Linked DNA regions of Homo sapiens: region 1 is linked to region 2. A link is a contact called in ENCODE POLR2A ChIA-PET data. All regions are on one chromosome and are shown on one strand. Each heading gives the region's core, a stretch centred on a gene start or an enhancer-like site at or near the end of the contact. The rest is flanking DNA. Distances are from core to core; before and after follow the strand shown. Region 1 overlaps SERPINE1 (serpin family E member 1). Region 2 holds the start of SMURF1 (SMAD specific E3 ubiquitin protein ligase 1).

Region 1 (7,139 bases), core at 2,269-4,768, 2.0 Mb after region 2:
AGCCAGGTGTGTTGGCGCATGCCTATAATCCCAGCTGCTCGGGAGGATGAGGTTCAAAGAATCACTTGAACCCGGGAGGCAGAGGCTGCAGTGAGCTGAGATCATGCCACTGCACTCCAGCCTGGGTGACAGAGCAAGACTTTGTCTCCAAAAAAAGGAACTAGACGGGTTCATTTAAACCCCTGACTGCAGCCCTTTGACATACATCCAATTGAGGACTGGGGACTCCGGGAAACATCTAAAAGGCTTAAAAACTTTGTCTAACTTCAGCCGGGCATGGTGGCTCACACCTGTAATCCCAGCACTTTGGGAGGCTAAGGCAGGTGGATCAAAAGGTCAGGAGTTTGAGACGAGCCTGACCAACATGGTGAAACCCCGTCTCTACTAAAAATACAAAAATTAGCCAGGCATGGTGGCAGGCGCCTGTAATCCCAGCTATTCGGGAGGCTGAGGCAGGAGAATTGCTTGAACCCCGGAGACAGAGGTTGCAGCGAGCCGAGATCGCGCCACTGCACTCCAGCCTGGCAATAGAGTGAGACTCCATCTCAAAACAACAACAACAACAACAACAAAATCGTCTAACTTCCTGATCTTCCTGATCATTGATTTTCCCATAGGTATGATCAGCAACTTGCTTGGGAAAGGAGCCGTGGACCAGCTGACACGGCTGGTGCTGGTGAATGCCCTCTACTTCAACGGCCAGTGGAAGACTCCCTTCCCCGACTCCAGCACCCACCGCCGCCTCTTCCACAAATCAGACGGCAGCACTGTCTCTGTGCCCATGATGGCTCAGACCAACAAGTTCAACTATAGTAAGTCCAAGAGCCCCTTCCCCACAGCCCACAGCAACTGCATCTCATTCCTGGGGTCTCCCAAGGAATACCCAAAATGTCACCCTCTGAGGGAGGAAGACCACAGGGAATGCTCCCCTTTAAGGGAGGAGAGACCCTAGAATATACTCCAGCTTTGACAAAGATTTCCCAAGCAGGAGACATCAGGATAATGGGAACAGAAGACAGGAGGTTTATCCCATGAAGGATGAAGAAGCTGAAATCCAGAGATTCCCTCAGGGCCACATTTGTCCACCTGACTCCAGGGTCTCATCTTCGTGTGTTGCTAGTGTGATTACCTGGGGATGAGAAATCCTGCTGGGGGAGTTGAGGTTAAGAGGATGAGGACTCCAGGTGCTGTGGCTCACGCCTGTAATCCCAGCACTTTGGGAGGCCAAGGCAGGTGGATCAGGAGTTTGAGGTCAGGAGTTTGAGACCAGCCTGGCCAACATGGTGAAACCCTGTCTCTACTAAAAATGCAAAAATTAGCCAGGTGTGGTGGCAGGCGCCTGTAATCCCAGCTACTCGGGAGGCTGAGGCAGGAGAATCACTTGAGCCCGGGAGGTGGAGGTTGCAGTGAGCCGAACGAAATTGAGCCACTTCACCCCAGCCTGGGCAAAAGAGTGAAATTCCATTCAAAAAAAAAAAAAAAAAAAAAAGGATGAGGACTGGGATGAACTGGTGGCTGGGTGTGGGGAAAATGGAAGTGAAGGAAGGCCAAAAGAGACAGAGAAGGCCTGGCGCGGCGACTCACGCCTATAATCCCAGCACTTTGGGAGGCTGAGAAGGGGGATTGCTTGAGGCCAGAAGTTGAATACCAGTCTGGGCAGCATAGCAAGACCCTGCCTCTACAAAAAAAAAATTTTTTTTAATTAGCCAGGCTTGGTGACATGCATCTGTAGTCTACTCAAGAAGCTGAGGTGAGGCCAGGCACGGTGGCTCACGCCTGTATTCCCAGCACTTTGGGAGGTCAAGGCGGGTGGATGACCTGAGGTCAGGAGTTCAAGACCAGCCTGGCCAACATGGTGAAACCCCATCTGTATAAAAATACAAAAATTAGCTGGGCATGATAGCAGGTGCCTGTAATTCCAGCTACTCAGGAGGCTGAGGTGGGAGAATCTATTGAACCCGGGAGGGGGAGGTTGCAGTGAGCCGAGATCATGCCATTGCACTCCAGCCTGGGCGACAGAGTGAGACTCCTTCTCAAAACAAACAAACAAACAAACAAACAAAATACAGAAGCTGAGGCGGGAGGAACATTTGAACCGGATTCGGAGGCTGCAGTGAGCTATGATTGCACCACTGCGCTCCAGTCTGTGTGACAGTGAGACCCTGTCTCTTACACACACACACACACACACACACATGCACACACACAGAGAGAGAGAAATTAGAAGATACTGAATTGGCAGAAGAGAAGGGAAATAGAAATTAAAATACTGAATAGGGGAGCAGTGAACAGGGGATACCCAAAAGCCAAGAGCGAGAGAGAGCCTGGCTTCCAGAAATAGTGGAGAAGCCAGGAGAACTAGGTGAAAACCCAGTGCTGGGTTGCCATCAGCGAGAGCTGGAGCCATTTCCAACGAACCATCTTGTCGTCTTCACAGCTGAGTTCACCACGCCCGATGGCCATTACTACGACATCCTGGAACTGCCCTACCACGGGGACACCCTCAGCATGTTCATTGCTGCCCCTTATGAAAAAGAGGTGCCTCTCTCTGCCCTCACCAACATTCTGAGTGCCCAGCTCATCAGCCACTGGAAAGGCAACATGACCAGGCTGCCCCGCCTCCTGGTTCTGCCCAAGTAAGCCACCCCGCTATCTCCCCGACCTACCAACCCCTCTCTCCTGGCTCCCTAAAGTCACCGCCCCCAGGTTGAATTTCCCAGATCTGTGATGCTTGCAGGACATGCATGTGTGGGAGGCTGATGGGAAACTGTGGCCTGGGTTTGATTATGAGTCTTGCAATCATCCCTCCCCCTGTTTCTGCTGGAGGGCAGGGGACAGCTCTTCCTGACCACACCCCCACATTGACTATCCCCAGAATACCCAGCAAAAGCCCCCAAAAGGAGAGTCAGAGAAATGAGGGAGGTGGGGGCCCAATCAGTCCACATCTACTTAGGGTCGCCCCATCAGCACTTCCATCCCCAACCCTTTCAAGTCAACATCCAAACAAAAGAAATCACTTCCAAGGACGGAGCAGCTCAAAGCGCAGCTTCTAGCTGGGGTTCCAAGAAAGCAGATTTTTCGAAATCCTTCTGCAGAAGGAAGCAAAGAGATTTTTTGAAATCTTTCTGCAGAAGGAGAAGGCTGGAGCTGGGGAACTCCAGAATTATAGGGAAGCCTCCCACCACGCTCATCCCAAATTTCCGGATGCTATAATGCCAGGCTTGGGGAAAGAGGAGAATTTAGTTGGTTAGCTGGTGCGTGCTCTCACTTGCATCCTCTCTCTTCCTCTTTTTTTTTTTTCTCCTCTCTCTCTGGCTCATAAAAATGGAGGTAATTAGTTGTGCCCTGGTGAGAAGCAGAGAGTGCACAAAGGCCCCCTGCTTGAGTCCTCTTCAGGGTTAGCTCTCAGAAACACAATCTGCAGAACAGATTTTTGTTCCAACATCCTTGCAGGAGAATTTGCCCTTAGCTTCCCCCACCCCAGCCAGGCTGAATAAAATTATGCTGAAACTACTGTCTTATTTGAGGAAAGTAATTAGTCATAGGTGGGAGGGGGTGGGGAGATTGCAGAAGAATGTTCATGAATATTAGGATTTTCAGCTCTAAGGGGGGACTTTGTAAACAGCTTTAGAAGAAGAACCAGGCCGGCTGGGTGTGGTGGCTCATGCCTGTAATCTCAGCATTTGGGGAGGCCAAGGCGGGCGGATCACTTGAGGTCAGGAGTTTGAGACCAGCCTGGCCAACATGGTGAAACCCTGTCTCTATTAAAAATACAAAAATTAGCCAGCCGTGGTAGCGAGCGCCTATGATCCCAGCTACTCCGGAGGCTGAGGCCAGAGAATCACATGAACCTGGGAGGTGGAGGCTGCAGTGAGCCGAGATCACGCCACTGCACTCCAGCCTGGGGGACAGAGCAAGAATCTGTTTCAAAAAAAAAAAAAGAAAAATAGGAAGGAAGGAAGGAAAGGAAAGGAAAGAAGAGAGAGAGAAAGAAAGAGAGAGAGAGAAAGAAAGAAAGAAAGAAAGAAAGAAAGAAAGAAAGAAAGAAAGAAAGAAAGAAAGAAAGAAAAAGAAAGGAAAGAAAGAACGAACGAACCAGGCCTCCCTCTCCAACCTTCACCTCCGTCCCTATTCTGGCCACTTGATTCGGGGGACACCTGGTAGGGGATGGGGAAAGGTGGGAGCTGCCAGCCAGAGGGGACCCCGGCTTGAGCAGCCTCTTGCTGCTATCTGCAGGTTCTCCCTGGAGACTGAAGTCGACCTCAGGAAGCCCCTAGAGAACCTGGGAATGACCGACATGTTCAGACAGTTTCAGGCTGACTTCACGAGTCTTTCAGGTAAGAAGACTTTCCTTTGCATTTTCTCACCCCAGTGGACTGCGGGGGCCCCTAAGAGGAAAAAGGAACCTCTCCTTGAGAGCGGCAGCTGATCTAATCCTGTATCCACATCTGTTTCAGACCAAGAGCCTCTCCACGTCGCGCAGGCGCTGCAGAAAGTGAAGATCGAGGTGAACGAGAGTGGCACGGTGGCCTCCTCATCCACAGGTGAGTCTGGCTCAGGTGAGGCTCCACGGGTGTCGCCTCCATCGCCCTTCAGGATAACTGGTCCCCAGACCCGGAAAGGACCCCGCAGCCCTCTCGGCACAGAGCAGCTCTGTCTGTGCTCAGCCATCACCCACTCCCCACCTGTTTCTCAGCCTGGAAAACGGGCTTGGGACCATGGAACCCTGTTTCCTCGCCTGATGGCTCCTAAGTTCCCTGACTGTGAAAAGGCCTCCTAAAGAAAAACCCAAGTTGTTCCCACAGTGGGAAGTAAACTTAAGAAACATGCTTATCAGGCTGGGCATGGTGGCTCCCACCTGTAATCCCAGCGCTTTGGGGGACCAAGGCAGGTGGATCACTTGAGGTCAGGAATTCGAGACCAGCCTGGGCAACATGGCAAAACCCTATCTCTACTAAAAATACAAAAATTAGGCAGGCGTGGTGGCATGTGCCTGTAGTCCCAGCTACTTGGGAGGCTGAGGCAGGAGAATCACTTGAATCCAGGAGGCAGAGGTTGCAGTGAGCCGAGATCACGCTGCTGCACTCCAGCCTGGGCAATAGAGCATGACTCTGAAGAAAAGAAAGAAAGAAAGAGAGAGAGAGAGAAAAGAAAGAAAGAAAGAAAGAAAGAAAGAAAGAAAGAAAGAAAGAAAGAAAGAAAGAAAGAGAAAGAAAGAGAAGAAAAGAAAAGAAAGAGCTTATCAATAAGCCCTTAAAGGATTTAGATAAATGTGTGTAAGGGAAGAGCTGATCCATTGCTACCAAGCTCCTGGAGGAAACCAGGTCTCAGAGGATGTCCCTAAACTTTTAAGGTTCATATTCAGGAAAACAAACAACTTCCAGCTGGGCTTAGTGGCTCACACCTGTAATCCCAGCACTTTGGGAGGCCGAGGCAGGAGGATCGCTTGAGCCCAGGAATTTGAGACCAGCCTGGGCAATATAATGAGACTGTGTCTCTACAAAAATTAGAAAAAAATTAGCCAGGCATGGTGGCATGCACCTGTAGCCCCAGTTACTTGGGAGACTGAGGTGGGAGGATCACTTGAGCCCATGAGTTCAAGGCTGCAGTGAGCCATGAAGGTGCCACTGCACTCCCACCTGGGCGACAGAGGGAGACCCTGTCTCTAAGAAAAACGGCGGGGGTGGGGGTGGTGCCAGTGCCAGCATCCCTCTGTTCTAAGACATTGTCCCTTCTCTTGCAGCTGTCATAGTCTCAGCCCGCATGGCCCCCGAGGAGATCATCATGGACAGACCCTTCCTCTTTGTGGTCCGGCACAACCCCACAGGTGAGCCTGGAACCCATCACGTTCCACATCCTCCCACCCATTCTTTCTCTCAGGAACTAGTCCCGACAGATGCAGACATCCCTCTATCCCTGAGAGGGCTCTGGGCAGGGAACCCATAACCCTACCCTGCTTCCTGTCCCAAGAGGAGGCTACCTTCTATCACCCACAGACAGTGCCGGGTCCCCGCTCTGTGACTCAGGCAGCTGCGACTCCAGACAGCTCACTCATCTGCCTAGATCTCAGTCCTTCCACCCACATCCAGCCTGATGAGCTGTCCCACTCCTTCTGCTTCTCAACCCCCATGGTTCTTCCACCCTCAGGAACAGTCCTTTTCATGGGCCAAGTGATGGAACCCTGACCCTGGGGAAAGACGCCTTCATCTGGGACAAAACTGGAGATGCATCGGGAAAGAAGAAACTCCGAAGAAAAGAATTTTAGTGTTAATGACTCTTTCTGAAGGAAGAGAAGACATTTGCCTTTTGTTAAAAGATGGTAAACCAGATCTGTCTCCAAGACCTTGGCCTCTCCTTGGAGGACCTTTAGGTCAAACTCCCTAGTCTCCACCTGAGACCCTGGGAGAGAAGTTTGAAGCACAACTCCCTTAAGGTCTCCAAACCAGACGGTGACGCCTGCGGGACCATCTGGGGCACCTGCTTCCACCCGTCTCTCTGCCCACTCGGGTCTGCAGACCTGGTTCCCACTGAGGCCCTTTGCAGGATGGAACTACGGGGCTTACAGGAGCTTTTGTGTGCCTGGTAGAAACTATTTCTGTTCCAGTCACATTGCCATCACTCTTGTACTGCCTGCCACCGCGGAGGAGGCTGGTGACAGGCCAAAGGCCAGTGGAAGAAACACCCTTTCATCTCAGAGTCCACTGTGGCACTGGCCACCCCTCCCCAGTACAGGGGTGCTGCAGGTGGCAGAGTGAATGTCCCCCATCATGTGGCCCAACTCTCCTGGCCTGGCCATCTCCCTCCCCAGAAACAGTGTGCATGGGTTATTTTGGAGTGTAGGTGACTTGTTTACTCATTGAAGCAGATTTCTGCTTCCTTTTATTTTTATAGGAATAGAGGAAGAAATGTCAGATGCGTGCCCAGCTCTTCACCCCCCAATCTCTTGGTGGGGAGGGGTGTACCTAAATATTTATCATATCCTTGCCCTTGAGTGCTTGTTAGAGAGAAAGAGAACTACTAAGGAAAATAATATTATTTAAACTCGCTCCTAGTGTTTCTTTGTGGTCTGTGTCACCGTATCTCAGGAAGTCCAGCCACTTGACTGGCACACACCCCTCCGGACATCCAGCGTGACGGAG
Region 2 (6,825 bases), core at 1,906-4,405:
CTTCTAGTTCAAACCTTTCGAGGTAAACTAAGGTTCCACGTACTGGCATTGCATGTGTACCATTACCGCTAAACCGCAATCCTATTGTAAGGATGATCACACTCACAAATCCTCTCAAACCATTCATAACATCTACTGAAAGGGAAAGGGAAAGGGAAAAGGTGTTTCAGAAACAACACTCATCACCTGATCCTTCCCTATCAAATGTCATCCAAAAATTCCTCAAAGCATTCTTGCTTCGATAATCTAAATTCCTAAATCCAAAAATAATTTGGTAGGAGGAGAAACCAAGTCCTCCCTTTCAAGGCTCAGGCTTGGCAAATAGGATTGATTAATATACATACACCAGACATAAACATTTCAATTAAAACCTATTCCTTCTAAAACATTCATCATATTTCTAACACAAAATCAGTTGCTTTCGCTTTTAACAAGATAACTGAAACCAATCTGATGTCAATTACAGACTGAGCTGTAAATCAGAACCAAGTTAAAAGCTTTACAAGTATTACAATCTCAAAAATGTTACTTTTATCTTACCACATAAATAAAAATGTATCTACATTGTATCTACAAAGTGAGAAGCGTTTCCTATCAGCCCTGGCATAAAGAAATGTATTTCCCCAGAAGCAAAGATCCCAGAGGAAACTACCTCCTACGTTACAAAACCAGGGTCTGGGTTTGGGTCCAAATCATTATTTGATATCTTTATACAAAAAAACAAAACCTTCTCTTAAGACAAAAGTTGGGCCATGCAACAACTATGGGCTCTCAAAGTAAATTTTAGTTTAAAAAAATTACCTATTGTTTGCATGGATTTTACCGATGACTTTATGGCTGCGCATCTGCCATAAAGTGTTCAAAACGCTCATTCTCTCTTTGAAAGGACCTGACCAAACCAGGACTTTGGAGTTCTCACCCGACTGAGCCACTGAACAGAAAAATCCAGGGGAAAATCCCTGACGGGGATTAGAATGAACTTTTTAGTTTCCTTCCAGAGCTGGAAATATTCGAGTTTGGAAAGTCCCGGAGCAGAGCCGCATTTGCAACACGGCCATCCTGCTTTAGGGATGAATTGAAACTGGAAAGAGAGTAGTACCAATGAGAGTGAGAAAGGGAAGACGAGGATGCAGCCTGGTCCAGAACCTCTGGAGCCCGGGGGGAAACAGGTTGGCATCACATCCGCGCCACCAAGTCGCAGGCCCGCGGCAGAGCGTTGCGCTCACCCTTGAAGGTGGCACTACAGAGCCACCCAGGAAACACGGACTTTTCATTGAAGACAAAATGAATCAAGGAGCCTGCGTGTGGGCAGCTTCCAAAGCCTCCAGTGAGTGTGGGAGTAGGGATCAGAGCCTCACGGCGCTCTGGGTTGCTGAGTGTGGGGGTGATGGTGAAACAAAATGCAGAAAAGGTAAAAATTGAAGAAGCAGAGTTAAAAGTAGCTAGCGGTCTGGCCTAAGAGACAGGAAGTGGCCCAGACTGAGACTGAAGAGGGCTGGACCAGGGGGAAGTGAAGAGAGCAGGACTGGGAGCAGCTACAAGATAGGATTGAGGAATTTCAGGCTGAAGGAAAGAAAGGGTGGAGGCCTCGCCAGACAGCAGCGAGGGGGCGGGGCTAGGCAGGAATGAGGGCGGGGCTTGAAAGTGAGGGGCGGGGCTAGGGGAAGAAGGGAGGAGGACGGTGTGGGGGGGTGAGGGAGAAACGAAAGAGGATGGGGGAGTGAGAAGAGGGTGGGTGGGGGCAGGAGGGGAGAAGCAAGGGGGCAAGTGGAAGGGGAGGTAGCAAAATAGCTTGGAAGTGGTGGGAAAGACCAGGAGGATGAGGGGAGGGAGCAGGTGGGAGGGAAAACAGGAAAGCAAGAGAGATGATGGGAAAGTGGTGAGAAGTGAGGGATGGGACCAGGGGAACAGAGGCAAGGCCAGGAGGGAAAAGCGAGGGGGCAGGTGGGCGGAGAGGATGGGAAGCGAGGAGAAGGAGGGAGGGGGTAAAAACGGCGGAGGAGAAAAAAAGGAGAGAAGCAAGGGGGCGGGACCAGGAAGAAGTGAGGGCCGATGCTAGGAAAGAAGTGAGGAGGCGGGACCAGGAAGAAGTGAGGGCCCAGGCTAGGAAAGAAGTGAGGAGGCGGGACCAGAGAGAAGCGAGGGAGCTGGACGCAGGGAGAAGCGAGGGGGCGGGGACAGAAAGTTAGGAGGCGGGAGCAGAGAGGAGCGAGGGGGTGGGGCCAGAGAGATGGGCGGGGTCAGGTTTGGGGAGGAAAGGTGGGGAAGAGAAAGGACCACAGGGATGGAGGTGAAAGGCAAGGGGGCGGGGCCTGGGGGGAGAAGCGAGGGGTCAGGTGCTAGGGAGAGGAAGGGAAGCGAGAGGCAAGGGGCCGAGCCGGGGAGAGGTGAGGGGAAAGGGCCTGGAAGGAGATGCAAGGGGCGGGGCCAGGAAAAGAGAAGCGAGGGGCGGGGCCAGGGAAGGAGATGCAAGGGGCGTGGCCATGAATGGAAATGAGAGGGGCGGGGCCAGGACGGAGATGCGAGGGGGCAGGTGCGGGGGAACGGGAGGGAACGCGAGACCGAGGGGGCGCGAGCGGCCAGGGGGCGGGGCCGGGCAACGGCGAGGGGGCGGGGCCAGGAGGGAGAAGCGAGGGGCGCACGCCGAAGGGGGTGACGAGGTCCTGGGACAACGGCCGGCGTGGGGGAGGGCCGCTTCCAAGGGCGCCCTGCGGGGAATTCCGGGGCGGGCGAGGGGGCGCCGGGGCGCGGGTGGGCCTCCCGCCGGCCGTACCTGTCAGACGGATCTTGATGCTGGAGCCGTTCCTGCGTGTCCCGGGGTTCGACATCTCCCGCCAACGATCGGGCAGCCGCGGATCCAGCGCCACCGCCCCCCAGCCCGGCCCGGCCCGGCCCCGCCGCCGCCGCCTCAAGGTTACGGCTCCGGGCTGGGCGCCGGGGTCCGAGCCGGGACACAAACTCCGCGGCCCAGGCGTCCGGGCGGCAGGCGGATGGTCGAGCCGGGAGATCGGCGCTTGCTGCGGCGCTCTGACCCTCGCTGCTTCCAGCCGAGCCCAGTCCCGAGCCGCCGCCGCCTCCGCCGCCGCCTCCGCCGCCTCCACCACCTCAGAGCCGGACGCCCGCCGCCCTCGCCGCTTCCGCCGCTGCCGCCGCCTCTCCGAGCCGCGCGCGCGCCCGCCGCCGTGCCGGCCCGGCCCTGCGCGCCCCCGCGCCTGCGTGCGTGCGCGCCCCCGCCACGTACGCTGGGGCGGGGCGGGGTGCGCTGCTACGTCGCCCGCACGCCTGCCTCGGGCGCGCGGGGCCCGGATCCCGCGGGTTGGGGTCTTCACCCTTCCTGTGGTCGGTGGGTGGGAGGGTCTGGCCCCGAGCCCGGGAAGGGAGAGCAGAGCTGGCCCCGGGACCCAGCGCGCGGTCGCCCTCTGTCTTGACCCCTGTCTCTGCGAGGCTCTGGGCTCCTGAGTGACTGAAGAGTGGTTTGCATGAAACCGTGGGCTGTGTCCACACCAAGCTCCTTGCACACAGGCGTGCAATACCAGTTTTTTTCAGTTAAGAGCTTTCGATCGTGCAAGTTCAAGGGAGGGACTTCTCAAAGAGACAAAGCCCTTAGGTGTGTTCTGTGCAACGGGTGTGCTCCACTGACCCATAACAAAGTTGCCAGAATCGCAGAAGTGCCATATACGGACAAGGAAAACGAGATGAGAGGGAGGGATAAAGTTGAGAGGCGGATGTTTGTTATTATCCATTCTGCATACAATTTTACCAAACAAGAAAGTGGCATTGTGGTTTGTGTTCCCATGTCTTCTGCTAAATTTCCCCTTCTCCCGGGGTTGCAGGTTAGAACCAAAAGCTCATGGCTGGGTACGGTGGCTGTAGCCTGTAATCCCAGCACTTTGGGAGGCCGAGGCGGGCGGATCACTTGAGCCCAGGACTTTGAGGCCAGCCTGGGCAACATAGGGAGACTCCATCTCTACAAAAAATACAAAAATTAGCTGGGCATGGTGGTGCGCGCCTGTAGTCCCAGGTACTGGGAGGCTGAGGTGGGAGGATCACTTGAGCCCCAGAGTTCATGGCTGCAGTGAGCTATGATCAGGCCACTGCACTACAGCCTGGGTGACAGAGCTAGACACTGTCTCAAAACACACACACACACACACACACACACACACAGAAAAAGCTCATTATGCGCTTTCTCCAGCAAACAAACTCCTCTCTGTTAGCATGTTATAGAAATAAACTGGTATTATTAGAAAGAGGGAAAACTAGGTTTATCAAACTTGTTTTTTACCCACTACCTTGTTGTTGTTGTTGTTGTTTTTTGAGACAGGGTCTCACTCTGTCACCCAGGCTGGAGTGCAGTGGCACGGTCTTGGCTCACTGCAACCTCCACCTCCCAGGTTCAAGTGATTCTCGTGTCTCAGCCTCCTGTATAGCTGGGATTACAGGCGTTAGCCACCACACCCAGCTAATTTTTGTATTTTTGGTAGAGATGGGGTTTCGCTGTTTTGGCCAGGCTGGTCTCAAACTTCTGAGCTCAGGTGATCTGCCCGCTTCAGCCTCCCAAAGTGCTGGGATTTCAGGCCTAAGCCACCGCTCCCAGACCCCACTACCCATTTTCATGTACAAGTTCTTTTTTATTTTTATTTGATTCTTCATCAATCAACTTGAACAAATTCTTTTAATACTGTGTGTGTGTGTGTGTGTGTGTGTGTCCCAAGGAAAGTAGGCTCTGGGCCATTGCTACCATCCCCTGCAGCCTTGTGCCTGTCCTAAGGTCACAGTCTTCGGAACAGAGCCTTCTACCTAGAGCGCCTAGACATACCTGCCTGCCTGCCCGCCTGCCTGCCTGCCTGCCTGCCTCGGATGACCCTAGTGAAAGCAGAGTCTCTCCTGGGCAGGATTCAAGGCATCACATCTGTCAAATAAAAGGATGGTCCTAGGTCATTTCTATGGCACCTTGCGGCTCTTTCAGTTATCCTCAAGAAAGACCCAAGAATATAAGCAATGTTTAAGCAATAGCAGTAGAGCCACAATCCAGCTGTTTCCATTTGTAGATGATTGTCACAGAGAGTGAATGCCTGGGTCTGAATTAATCCATCCAGTCTCTAATGCTCCCAAGTAATCCCCATTCTTCTGCCAATCCCGTTAGTATTTCCCCCCTATTCAAAGAGTCTCCTCTCTAAACAAAACCAGACATCACTCTCTGCTTACCTGGGTGCAGGCTCCTGTTCTTATCCCCAGGTGTTCCTGACCTGGAAACCTTTCATTGCTTAATTTTGTTGTTTTTCTCCCCGCCCCGACGGCTGGTTCTTCGTTGGCTTGACTGTTTCCTTAATCTTTGAGTCAGGAGGTTGCTTCTGGAGGTTTCTGAAAGGCATTTTGTTCATTCATTAACAAGTACAGATGCTCCTTGATGTACAATGGGGTTACATTCTGATAAACCCATAATATGTTGAAAATATGTCAAAAATGCATTTGCGGAGGCCGGGCATGGTGGTTCATGCCTGTAATCCCAGCACTTTAGGAGGCTGAGGTGGGGGGATTACCTGCGAGCAGGAGTTCGAGACCAGCCTGGCTAACATGGTGAAACCCTGTCAACTAAAAATACAAAAGTTAACTGGGTGTGGTGGTGTGCACCTGTAGTCCCAGCTACTCGGGAGGCTGAGGCACAAAAATCACTTAAACTCGGGAGGCAGAGGTTGCAGTGAGGCGAGATTGTGCCACTGCACTTCAGCCTGGGCAATAGAGCGAGACTGTGTCTTAAAAAAAAAAAAAAAAAAAAAAAAAAAAAAAAAAAAACAACGGAAAATGCATTTACTACACCTAAGCTACCAGCCATTATAGCTTAGCCCAGCCTACCTTAAATGTGCACAGAACACTTTCATTACCATACGGTGGGGCAAAATCATCTAACACAAAGCCTATTTTACGATAAAGTTATTATAAAGAATTTTGAATCAAAATTCGAAATTTGAAGTGTGGTTTCTACTGAATGTGTGTCGCTTTCCTACCATAACATCAAAAAATCGTAAGTCAAACCGTCATAAACTGGGACCATTTGAAATTGCTAGATATACCCAATAGTATCTTTCACCACAGCTGCACAAAGGGGACCTTCCTACCTGGAAGCTCATGTTTTACTCATTCGGCAAACATTGGCCACCTGCTATGTGGCTAGGAACAAGGAATACAAAATAAATCTATTACAGCTTCAGCATTCCAGAGGGTCAGTTAACTGGATGAAACAGACATGAGCAACTGACAATGATACAGTGATGGGGATGTGTATAGCAGGCTAGAACATAGATGACAGAACAATTCTACATAAGAAGAGAAATGGAGACATCTCGAGTCACAGATGATCTTAATCTAGAGCTTAAAGCCAACGTTCAAGTTTGCTGGGCAAAGTGGTGAGGAAGGGCATTATAGATAGAAGGAACAGCTGCACAAAGGCATGAACGTGAATGGCATTTTCCAGCACCATTTTCAATAAAAATGTACTTATGGAGCTGCTTGTATACTCTATCCATACAACTTACTCCATTAAAAGTTGATAAAAGTCCGGGCACAGTGGCTCACGCCTGTAATCCCAGCATTTTGGGAGACCAAGGCGGGTGGATCACCTGAGGTCAGGAGTTTGAGACCATCCTGGCCAACATGGTGAAACCCCATCTCTACTAAAAATACAAAAATAACCTGGGTGTAGTGGCAGGCGCCTGTAATCCCAGCTACTCGGGAGGCTGAGGCAGGAGAATCTCTTGAACCCGGGAGGCGGAGGTTGCAGTGAGCTGAGATTGCACTGCTGCCCTCCAGCCTGGGCGATAAGAG

The links. ChIA-PET counts read pairs that join two places held with the same protein, here RNA polymerase II (POLR2A).
Region 1: POLR2A ChIA-PET joins it to region 2 with 10 read pairs in endothelial cell of umbilical vein. The contact joins the enhancer-like site here to the promoter of SMURF1 in region 2. POLR2A ChIA-PET finds 5 or more read pairs at or near these places in 2 of 52 experiments (Caco-2 and endothelial cell of umbilical vein).

The regions. Positions count from the first base shown.
Region 1 is chr7:101,131,258-101,138,396 of GRCh38, forward strand. It overlaps SERPINE1 (serpin family E member 1), which reads left to right. Exons shown (of 9, transcript NM_000602.5): 4 at 618-812; 5 at 2,438-2,636; 6 at 4,237-4,337; 7 at 4,458-4,544; 8 at 5,744-5,827; 9 at 6,148-7,139. The coding sequence ends at 6,185. Among named protein-coding and RNA genes, the nearest start is that of SERPINE1, 7.7 kb to the left of the region's middle. RefSeq lists enhancers at 4,065-4,566, 6,855-7,139. Within about 2 kb of position 3,519, at least 4 of the 41 ENCODE cell types and tissues checked have a DNase peak (open chromatin) inside an H3K27ac peak, as active enhancers do.
Region 2 is chr7:99,140,953-99,147,777 of GRCh38, forward strand. It overlaps SMURF1 (SMAD specific E3 ubiquitin protein ligase 1), which reads right to left and starts at 3,156. Exons shown (of 18, transcript NM_181349.3): 1 at 2,774-3,156. The coding sequence starts at 2,828. It also overlaps a transcript of KPNA7 not described here. RefSeq lists silencers at 2,338-2,387, 2,448-2,777, 2,918-3,417.